Regions from separate parts of the Mus musculus genome. Here region 1 is linked to region 2. Evidence: chromatin contacts called from ENCODE Hi-C or POLR2A ChIA-PET data. All regions are on one chromosome and are shown on one strand. Each heading gives the region's core, a stretch centred on a gene start or an enhancer-like site at or near the end of the contact. The rest is flanking DNA. Distances are from core to core; before and after follow the strand shown.

Evidence for each region. A loop is a pair of places that touch in the nucleus more often than their neighbours do. ChIA-PET counts read pairs that join two places held with the same protein, here RNA polymerase II (POLR2A).
Region 1: a map of gastrocnemius shows a loop between it and region 2 (6-fold over the local background). The contact joins the promoter of Hmmr here to the promoter of Mat2b in region 2. A Hi-C loop is called at or near these places in 19 of 37 maps with a recorded cell type or tissue (T-helper 1 cell, T-helper 17 cell, T-helper 2 cell and 6 more). POLR2A ChIA-PET finds 5 or more read pairs at or near these places in 4 of 5 experiments (Patski and embryonic stem cell).

What each region holds. Positions count from the first base shown.
Region 1 is chr11:40,731,547-40,736,680 of GRCm38, reverse strand. It overlaps Hmmr (hyaluronan mediated motility receptor (RHAMM)), which reads left to right and starts at 3,244. Exons shown (of 18, transcript NM_013552.2): 1 at 3,244-3,367. The coding sequence starts at 3,322. It overlaps Nudcd2 (NudC domain containing 2), which reads right to left and starts at 3,020. Exons shown (of 4, transcript NM_026023.5): 1 at 2,527-3,020; 2 at 615-663; 3 at 37-188. The coding sequence starts at 2,715.
Region 2 is chr11:40,688,908-40,693,944 of GRCm38, reverse strand. It overlaps Mat2b (methionine adenosyltransferase II, beta), which reads left to right and starts at 1,263. Exons shown (of 7, transcript NM_134017.2): 1 at 1,263-1,467. The coding sequence starts at 1,405.

The DNA.
Region 1 (5,134 bases), core at 1,995-4,494, 41 kb before region 2:
AGTATCTGTACACACTCACTCCCACATCTGACTTACTTCTTTCTGGAATCGCTCTAATGTAAGTTTTCTCTGCATTTGGTCTTGCACCCAGGGGTCAGCTGCATATTCAGACTCTAAAAGAGAAGTCCAACAGTTTGCTGCATCTCTCTTGGTTTTTGTCAGGACAATGCGGACCATTTTTCTGTCCTCTAAGATAAAAAGAAAGTAGTTACAGAGAAATTACAGTGCATCATTAAACATTGTACTTTCCAAAGGCTATTAGGTACTATTTTTTTTTTTTGTTTTTGTCTGTTTGCTTAAAGTTTATTTATTATTATATATAAGTACACTGTAACTGTCTTCAGACACACCAGAAGAGGGCATCAGATCTCATTACGGGTGGTTGTGAGCCACCATGTGGTTGCTGGGATCTGAACTCAGGACCTTCGGAAGAGTAGTCAGTGCTCTTAACCGCTGAGCCATCTCACCAGCCCCCTATTAGGTAGTTTTGATAGACAATTGCTCTCAACACGTTTTTCTCCATCTTTCACAGCTACAAAGACAAGACAATATAAAGGAGAAATGATACCATGATCCAATTTTTAAGTGTATGAATCATAACAGATTTCTCTTACCCAAAGTCCATGTTCCTTCATCAGCAATTGTAGAATCAAACAGTTTCCCCTGGAAAATCAATATAAGGTAATAGAATTACAGTATTTCATTAAGCTTTATAAATTCTCATCATTAAGATTTGGCTCATTCCAAGCTAAGGCACATCTTAGGCCAAGTTCCCCTACCTGTAGGTGCTCAACCTTGAACTTTCGCCTAATCAGAGTCCAGTTTACAAATCTGACAACTTTACCATGGAAGAAACACACAGGGACCACCACCACTACACAAAACAGGAGAAGACATACTACTCTTTATGATAGAACGCAACATTAACATATAAAACGCTTTACCAATTAATTAATATGAACAAGACAGGGACTCCTACTAAAACTAGAAAAAATGTCCTATTTTTTGTTTTCCTTCTTTTGTTTTGCATTTTTTAAGGGGGTGGGTGTTCCCTGTGTAGCCCTGGCTGCCCAGGAACTTGCTCTATAGACCAAGAGCCTCAAACTCACAGAAATCCTGTCTCTGCCTCCTGAATGCTAGTATTAAAGGTGTGTACAGCCACCACCTGGTGACTATGTTTTGTTTTCTTGAAGCAGAGTCTGTCAGTCCTCAGCCTGTTCATCTCAACCTCTTTCAAGGTCACATATCAGATATCCTACATACCAGATATTTAATGACAGATTCGTAAATGCAAAATTACACTTATGAAGTATCAAGGACACTGTTTTTATTGTTGGGGGCCACCACAGCATGAGGAACTTTTTTGTTTGTTTTTGAAGACAGGGTTTCTCTGTAAAGCCCTGGCTGTCCTGGAACTCATTTTGTAGACCAGGCTGGCCTCAAACTCAGAAATCCCCCTGCCTCTGCCTCCTGAGTGCTAGGATTAAAGGCGTGTGCCCACCACACCCGGCCATGAGGAACTTTATTAATGGAGCGAAGCATTAGGAAAGGCTGAAAACCACTGCTCTATGGAGTCATGGAGCTGGCTTAGTACATCTGGCTTGCTGGCCTAATTCGCTGAGCTGAGATCTACCTGCCTAAGGTTCCCAAATGCTGGGATTAAAAGCGTGCACCACAACACCTGCCTTAAAAGTGCTCTCTCTTTTAAACTCAATGTTATTAAAGCTAGTTCAATCTCTTTTGAGAAGCTGGCACTAGAAAAGGCCAGTTTCTTAAAAAGGTTCAAATCACATGTTGCAGAAATTGATATCCAATTAGCTGTTGACTAATTTTCCTTCTCCTGCCCAAGGTTACAAAACACAGTATCATGTCTCCGTTCACCACTACATTATACAGTCATCCTCCAACAGGCTATGCATCTAATCTAGGTGTAAAGTATAGCCTGATTGTTATGTGAGTCTTAATAAATTCTTAACCAAAAACGGGGAAATGTGACCAGATTAAAAATTTGGTGAAATTAGGTAACTTCACACACCTTTTCACTACGATGAAGATCAACATGCAAGAAACTTGTTATTTAGAAAACCAATCTGACATCTTGGAATCCTCATCCCATTACCCTAGCCTTGCTTGTAAGTGCCTGTATTAGCCTACACGTCATGAACAGAGTTCAGAATCCTTTTGTCTAGTCTCTGGGACTCCCATCGGTGCCCAGAAGACGCATATTCGTTCTTTTGACCTACTTAGCCTTCTGTCAGCAGGAACTCCGGAGGAAATAAAAGCACCCCAAACCTATTTTAGAAATAAAGTGGAGAACAAAATCTTTGAGTTCTACCCGCGCAAAATCTGCTCTGTGGGTGCAGTGCTCCGTGGAGACCCCTCGCCAGAACAATTTACCACTTCTTTCTACCAGCCAGGAACTAACCTTGCCACACCCAGCAGTCATCCCTCTGACACCGTGAATTTTAGGGCTCGGGGTGCGGGAAAGCCAGAAGAAGGAACTCGGGACAAGCCCTGGCTTGCTACCTTGAGGATCTCGCGGCCACCCACGGCCAGAGCCACGTGCCGACTCTGCAGGCCGCACTGGATGTCCTGCGCGCGAGTGCCGGGGGGCACCTGGACTTCAATGAACACCTCCTCCAGGGTCTGGTACCACTGTCCCCACGGAGTCCCGCAAGGAACCACCCCGCTGCGCTCCTCAAACGGGGCGGACATTCTGAAGACGCCACGCAGGCACACGGCTCCGGGAGAGCACTACACCGGCGGGACTAGGCTCTGGGCTTGCCCTCGGCGCCTTGGGGTCACTGCACATGCGCAAGAGTCCAAACTGGCGTGTCCGAGTGTGCAAAATTCTCCCTTTCAGAGCCCATTTAAGACACTCGTGAGCCCTGGTGAAATCGACCGAAGCCTAGAGATGTTGACATCCAAAGAACACTGACGCCGGAACAAAGGAGAAAAGTGCCTGCGATCTTTAAACCTGTGTGACGCCAAAATTCCGACGCGTCCACCGGCCTGTGAAGTGCGCTTGCGCGAACTGGGCTACCCAGTAAAACTGAGTAAAACCAGAAGTGATTGGATAGAGCTGTTTGCGGCGACGATCAGGAGCAGCCTCTTATTGGCTACTAGCTTAAACTTACAAACCTTCCGATTGGGCGGCGGTAGGAATCTAGTGCGCATGCTCTTTGGACCATGCAGGATTGGCCAGATAGGTTTAGGTTTTCTGATTGGCTGAGGGGGAAAGTTGAGGTAAATTTGAATTCAGGCGAGCTGACAGTTTGCTGGGGCGTTTGATTGCTGTCTCATCTGGACCCAGGCGTCAGAATGTCCTTTCCTAAGGCGCCCCTGAAGAGATTCAATGACCCTTCGGGTACGTACGGGTGGGGGAACAGGGTGGGAAGGGGATGTGCCCTCGTTTCCCAGTCATTCGAAAGCCAGGTTAGGGCTGGGGCGGTGTTTGTTTTTCTCCAAATTCACGCAGTAAACACCTGGTTAGCGCAGTGTGGGATGGTAGAGACGCGGCCCTACGTGAAATGAGGTCATCCCTGCACACAGCGAGTCTTCAAGCGTGAGATTCCAAAATATGCCATCAACACCATGGAGAAACCACAGCTGGTTGAAGGGGATTAGGAGTTGGCAGGCGCTACTTTTCTTTTTAAAAAGAAGTTACTCTCTTTAGAATTTTCTGCATTGACATTGCATTCAGATATAAAAGCATAAAGACTGAGAAATCTGTTCAGTAAAGACAGCTGCCCACGGATTCTTTTCCACTCGTGAAACAGTTCTTTGGAATTTCTTTTTTAATATTTTATTTTTTTAAGGTTGATTTATTAACATGAGTATACTGTAGCTGTCCTCACACACCAGAAGAGGGCCTCAGATCCCATAACAGATGGTTGTGAGCCACCATGTGGTTGCTGGGATTTGAACTCATGACCTTTGAAAGAGCAGTCAGTGCTCTTACCCACTGAGCCATCTCATGAAACAATTCTTAAGTAATGTTCAGCATTTTAACAATAGAATAGTGGAACTTGGTGTGTAGATGACAGAGTAAATTGAGTGTAGATGGTGATAGCATTTAAACAGTTAGAATAAAGTAATTTTTAATGTTTTCACCTGTAAGAAATAGACACTTCCAGACCTAGTGGCCTGAGCTACATAGACTGTCAGTAACTCACACCTACAACAAATTAATAGCATGTTGGAAGTAAATGAAAAATGAGACTGAAATCCACTCAATTTTATGAAACTAAATTGGCAGAAATGGAGTGGGAACCCAGACTTCCAAGGATATATGCTATGCTCTTAAGGGCTGTGGTTTATGCACAAGTAACTAGAGCCTTGGGTGTGAGGTGATAGATGCTAACTGTGCAGCTGTACTGTCGTAAGGTCTATATGTTATTCCTTTGAACAGCTAGACGAGAAAAGTACCAAAGTTGTACTCTTTACAAATGAGAACATTGAGAGAGTTTCTGACTATATTATGCAGCCAGCAAGTAAGTGATGGAGCGGAAGATGAAAGGCCGGTTTATATCCTCTGTAGCATGTACTGGTTAGTAGTCTCTATCTGGTTTCTATCAACGTTCCTCCATTCACAAGGTCAAGTGAGTGATCAGACACAGCCATCTCCATGGCCACACCATTTCCAGGGAACTCAGACAACTTAGGTTCTACAGAACAGGGTAGATGTTTTTGTTTTGAGACAAGGTCTCTTGTAGCACAGGCTAGCCTTGTACTCCTGCTGCCACCTCCCAAGTACTGAAACTTAAGAGACCTGCACAACACACATGGCTCAGCTGCTGTTTGGTTTTAAGGAGCAGTAGTTAAGGCTTACAGTGTCAAAGATAATATGTCAGATATTTAATATTTGTAAGTCCATGGCAGCTTTTTCTACCTCAAGGAAACTTAAAGCATCCTGGGATAAAGGAGGGAATCTAACTTTTTTTTTTTTTAAAATTTGGTGTGTTCTCCCTATGTCTACAAAGTGTCTGGCATGGTATTTTCTGTAGCTTGTCAGACACAGGTGATTTTGAGTACTCCTGTGGCTAATTACAAAAGCCTAGTCCATTCTCACATCCCAAACAAGATATTTTTTTTCTATACTGCTCAACATAACTATGAGCTAAATACTAGAAGA
Region 2 (5,037 bases), core at 14-2,513:
TGGGAGAAAAACTATCACCTGACTGAGGAAAACTTTTCCCAAGGGGCAGCTTAATCCTTAGTCTAAAAATAAACCAAAAGGATTCTGAAAATGAGGCCTTTGGGGGTAATTCAGGCAGTGGTCACGTTTTGGGGCGAGTTTTGAAATCCCTTATCGTGGGTGTCTGGATGGGAATAGATTGTTGGGTAGAGAGTGGGCGGAGAAAAAGTGTGCCCGGGCTTTTTTTCAGGGTAAATTTCACTGGCTTGCCTGTTGCTGTGCTTCGGAGCTTGTAACCTGCAGGTTACAGTTGAGAGCTGAGTCAGACCCTGCGAGCTGTTGTTTCTGATTAACTTTTGAACAACCACACAGGGCTGGAAGGAGCGCCTGGCATTCCGCCCTTCCTTGGCTCCCTCATTTTAAGTCTTAGCAGCTCCTCCTTGGCTTGGCTCCAGCAGCCCCGGGCGTCGTCGTCCCCTAAGTGAAGCCTCCAAAGGGCAGCCAGGACGCCTGTTAAATCTACTTAAAAGTTGACTGGGCTTGTTAGCACAGTTGAGTTTCTCCTGTGGTTCTGCGGGGGGGGAAATACGAAGAACCTGCCTTTTAGAAAGTAACATTCTCTCCCACACCTTTTTATTTTTAATTAGCTAAAAATAAACAGTTTTCAAACTTCACAGCATTTTTTTTTTAGCATTCCAGAAAAACATAGCTTTCAGGGATGTTAATGACTCTGAGCACAGTCCTATTTTTATTCTTTCTTCTTGCCTTAAAGGACGAACCGCACCTTGCCTAGGTTGGTTGTTCACTCCTGTAACCCTTTGATGCCTTTGGACAAGGAAACTAGAGAGGATCAGAAATTGCAGGTCTTTCTCTGAGCCCAAGGCCAGCCTGAGGTTCGGACTGCCTAAAACCAACTCAGTCCAGCCTTAGCTCTGTGTTCACGGGACAACCCTTACCTTCTTGCCTCCTAACTTTACAGATGTTTTAGTCTATTTTCTATAATACATGCTTGGTTGACTCCTAGGCATTTCGCAGTCTGCAAACCTAGGCGAATCGATTCCTTACCCTTCACTAAGAAGGAATAAGTAGGAGAGATTTTAAAAAAACAAACAAAAAAGCCAACACTCTTAAACCCAAGGAAGCCTGCATCCATCGCTTGGCACCAGTGCCTGCGTTCTAACGCTCTATCTCCTTAAGAACTGGCACATGGGCTGACAGCGTCCCTTGAGGTTCCGCCCCTTTTTGAACGCGTGGCGAGAGGCGGCCAATCAACAGGCGCGGCCAGGGCGGCGGAAGCCGGAAGCGGCAGCCGGGGTCGGCCTGGGCCTAGGGGAGGAGGGCCAAGGGCGCGGGCGCTGCGGCCCCTGGCAGTGCTGCGCTAGTGGAGCTTGCGGTCGCGACTGAAGCGGCGCAAAGACTGCGGGCATGGTGGGCCGGGAGAAGGAGCTCTCCATCCACTTCGTCCCCGGCTGCTGCCAGCTGGTGGAGGTGAGCTTCGGGGCATGGAGCCGGGGTGGCGCCTTTGAGTTTGTTTACCTCTCTCCCTGTAGGGCTGCGCTCACGCCCGCTGCAGCCCGGGGAGCGCGGAGGTGGAGACTCCCGGTGCCTCCCGCCGCCTCCCGCGGGCTGGCTCCCGTTTCAGTAGTCATCATCTTTGTTTTGTGTTCCTGGATCTTTAAGGACAGGGGGAGAGTGACTTTCCATAAATGGCGGTGTCGGCGGGGTCAACTTGGTGAATTCATAGTTTGCACGGGGCGGGTTCCTTGAGGCACTTTTAAGGCTGTCAGGATTTCCGACTGTGCGGTGCTGTGAACGCTCAGGCTCCCTGGTAGGCAGACGGGCACCGCCTCGAGTTTATTCAGGAAGGTTTGAGCAGGAATTCCAGTGTTGGGCTTTTAGCTTCTACGTTTTCTGAACCGCTGTATTTTGCGTGGTGGAAGACTGCTGAAAGAAATTGCATGTCTGGTAAACTTCCCCCAGCATGTTTCCAAGTCTGGTCCACGGTCCCGTGTTTCAAGCCCGTTAAGTACTTACTGACCTACAGAATGTATCCAGCACAGTCGATGAACTAATGTGTCTTGCTGATATAAAAACGCCTAGGATGTGGCCAGTTTTTTTTTTTTTTTTAATGCAAACTTTTAATTTGGGGGAGGGTCCTGTGCTTGCTAGAGTTACTAGAGATAAGGGAGTCCCTATTGAGATGAGGGATTCTTGTTAAGAGTATACCGCCATAAGATTAGGCTATTATTAGGTGAACCTGTAGCGCCTTTTCTTAATTGGCGATTGACTTGGGAGGACGGAGCCCCTGGGCTGTTATAGTCCTGAGTTGTTTAGGAAAGCTGGCTGAGGAATTAAGCAGTTTTCACAAGGCCTGTGTGAGCTCCTGCCTCCAGGGTCTTGTCCTAACTTCCTTCAGGGGCGAACAGTGATGTGGAAATGGTAAGCTAAGTACCTCCTGCCAAACAATGCTTTGATGTTTTCACACAGCAATAGAAACCCAAACTAGAACTCAGTATGTGTTGTCCAGGCTGGCCTTGGACTCAGATGCTTCTGCCTCGAGGAGTGCTGGGATTGAAGATCTGAGCCACCACAACCAGTTGATAATGGGAAATTTTTACATTTGCGTGATGCACATTCAATATTATCTCCAAATGGCTGGGCCTTAGCCAAAGTTCGAATGTATTTGCAGTTCCAGACTGGTGACGGCATGTGACCAAAGGTGTGTGCGTATGAGCATGTATTCGTGTAGGCTTAATGCATTTCCCCAGTTCAGTAAAAGAAAAGTAGAGAGTGGTAAACTGAGTGTGCTAACTCATGTCTGTAATCTCAGTACTCAGGAAGTTTGTAGTGGTGAGGAGATGTGATTGCTTTTTAGGGTGGTTTTTTGTTTGTTTGTTTGTTTTTTCTTTCTGTTGTTGCATTTGTTTGTTTGTTTTAAACAGTCTCACTGTGTATTCATGGCTGTCCTCAAATCCCCGGAGATCTGCGTGGCTCCACCTCCAGTGGGCTGGGATTGATGATGCCACCACACCCAGCAACCTTTTTCATTAAAAAAAAAAATGGTACAGTAGCTGAGCGTGGCGGCTTATACTTCAGTCCCATCACTCTAAAAGCTGAGGCAGGAATGATTATCAGGCAAGCCAAGGTTACATAGTGAGACCCTGTTTCATAAAAGCAGATAACAGGCAGAAGGTGCAGACAGCTGGAATCTGCATGCTGGTGTTGCTCTCTCAACCTGTGCAACTGACATTCACTCTTGTTGCCAGCTGAGACTTGGCATAGTTAATGTTAGTGAGGCAGCCTGATACCAATTCCTGTTAAGAACACTGCCTGTGTGTACGTACAGGGAGTTGAGCTGTTCCCCTCTGAATTCCATTCCTATTAAGCAATCTAGATATCTTGTTTCTTAAATCCCAAGGGTGTCCAAGGATGTTAGAGAGGTAGAGAGTGAATGTGAAAACTTGAAAGTGTTGAAAGTGAATGTGAAACTTTCTGGTTGTTTTGTATTTGTTTTCCCAGACAGATCAGGGCTGGTCTTGAATTCATTGAGACCCTCCTGCATCAGATGATTTTTTTTTTCAATTATGCATGATTGCTAAGTGTATAGCCGTGTACCATGTGTCTGATACCTACTAGGGCCAATAGAAGGTGTCCATTCCAGTAGAGCTGGAGTTACAGGGAGGTGTGAGCTGCCCAGGATGGACTCTGAGGACCCAATGCCAGTCCTCTGCAAGAGCAACTTTTTTTTTTTTTTTTTTTTTTTTAGGTTTTTAAATGTTATGTGTGTGGGTGTTTGGCCTGTATGTTTGTTCACCACATGCATGCAGTACCCTTTGAGGTCCACAGAGGATGTTGGCTCCCCAAGGAACTGGAGTCACACATATTGTTGATACCTGCCGTGTAGGTGTTGGGACTCAAACCACGCTCTCCAGCCCCATCTGTTTTCCTTTATGGTGTTTTCCCAGACCTCTTCATGGTATTTGTTACATGTACAGTGTTGTGAATCTATACTAGACTTAGCATGCTTTGACCCCGTTTATTTCAGCTGTGTGTGTGGTGTGTGTGTGTGTGTGTGTGTGTGTACGTGTACAAGTATAGTTTTTGAGACAGGGTCTTGCCTAGTGGGCCGCACTGGCCTGGAATCCCCTCCGTAGAGCAGGCTATGCTCAGGCTGCTGGCACCCTCCTGTTCACTGAGGTCATCACTGCACCTGGTTTAGAGTTAAGCCTTTGGAGAGTTATTTTCTTGCCAAAGTTCGAAGAAAACATTTTGCCGGATCAAGTCTTCATTTTCATAAATTGCCTGGCTTAGAGCCAAGTGTTATAAAGGACACCACATGAAGTCTCATTAATGTTTTTTTAAAAATGTTTTGAAATTCATTGAATTAAAATCCTTAATAGATTTTTTTTTCTATGCTGCCCTCCCCCATCCCTGCCCTTTGGATTTCAGCTTTTGTTAAATGCTAGAAACAGCTGATTTGGGGGTCCTTAATTAAAGTATGTATGTTTACTAAATCATTTACCCGAAAATGTCTTTGGATATTGCCTGTATATATGTGTGTGTGCACACTTTTTTTTTCCAACTCAGAATTATGTGACTTTAACAGAAATAGGACCTTGTGATAAAATCTAATGAAAGTTTGAGCCCCAGAGCTCATGCTTTGGCTACAGGTGTGTGACTCTCTGCTGGCTGAAAACATTATTTTTAAAAAGGAAAAGTTGGCTTTACTTAAGAATTTGGCAGGAAAGTGTTACTCAATTTTTGGAACTTTGCCTTGAGTATACAAAAATCAAAATATTCTTTAAGCAGTAATTTTAAATTTTTACTGTGAACACAAATGTTTTTTCAGTTTTTTTTTCTATCTGTATCTGTTAGTCATAAGTATTTTGTGTAAGTAAATTTAGTGCTGACCGAGGGACATATTAGTTGACTTTATTCCAAATAAACTCCTATGAAATGTCGACCAATTTTCTTTTTTTTAAAGATTTATTTATTTATTTTATGTATGAGTACAATTATAGCTGACTTCAGACAAACCAGAAGAGGGTGTCAGAACCC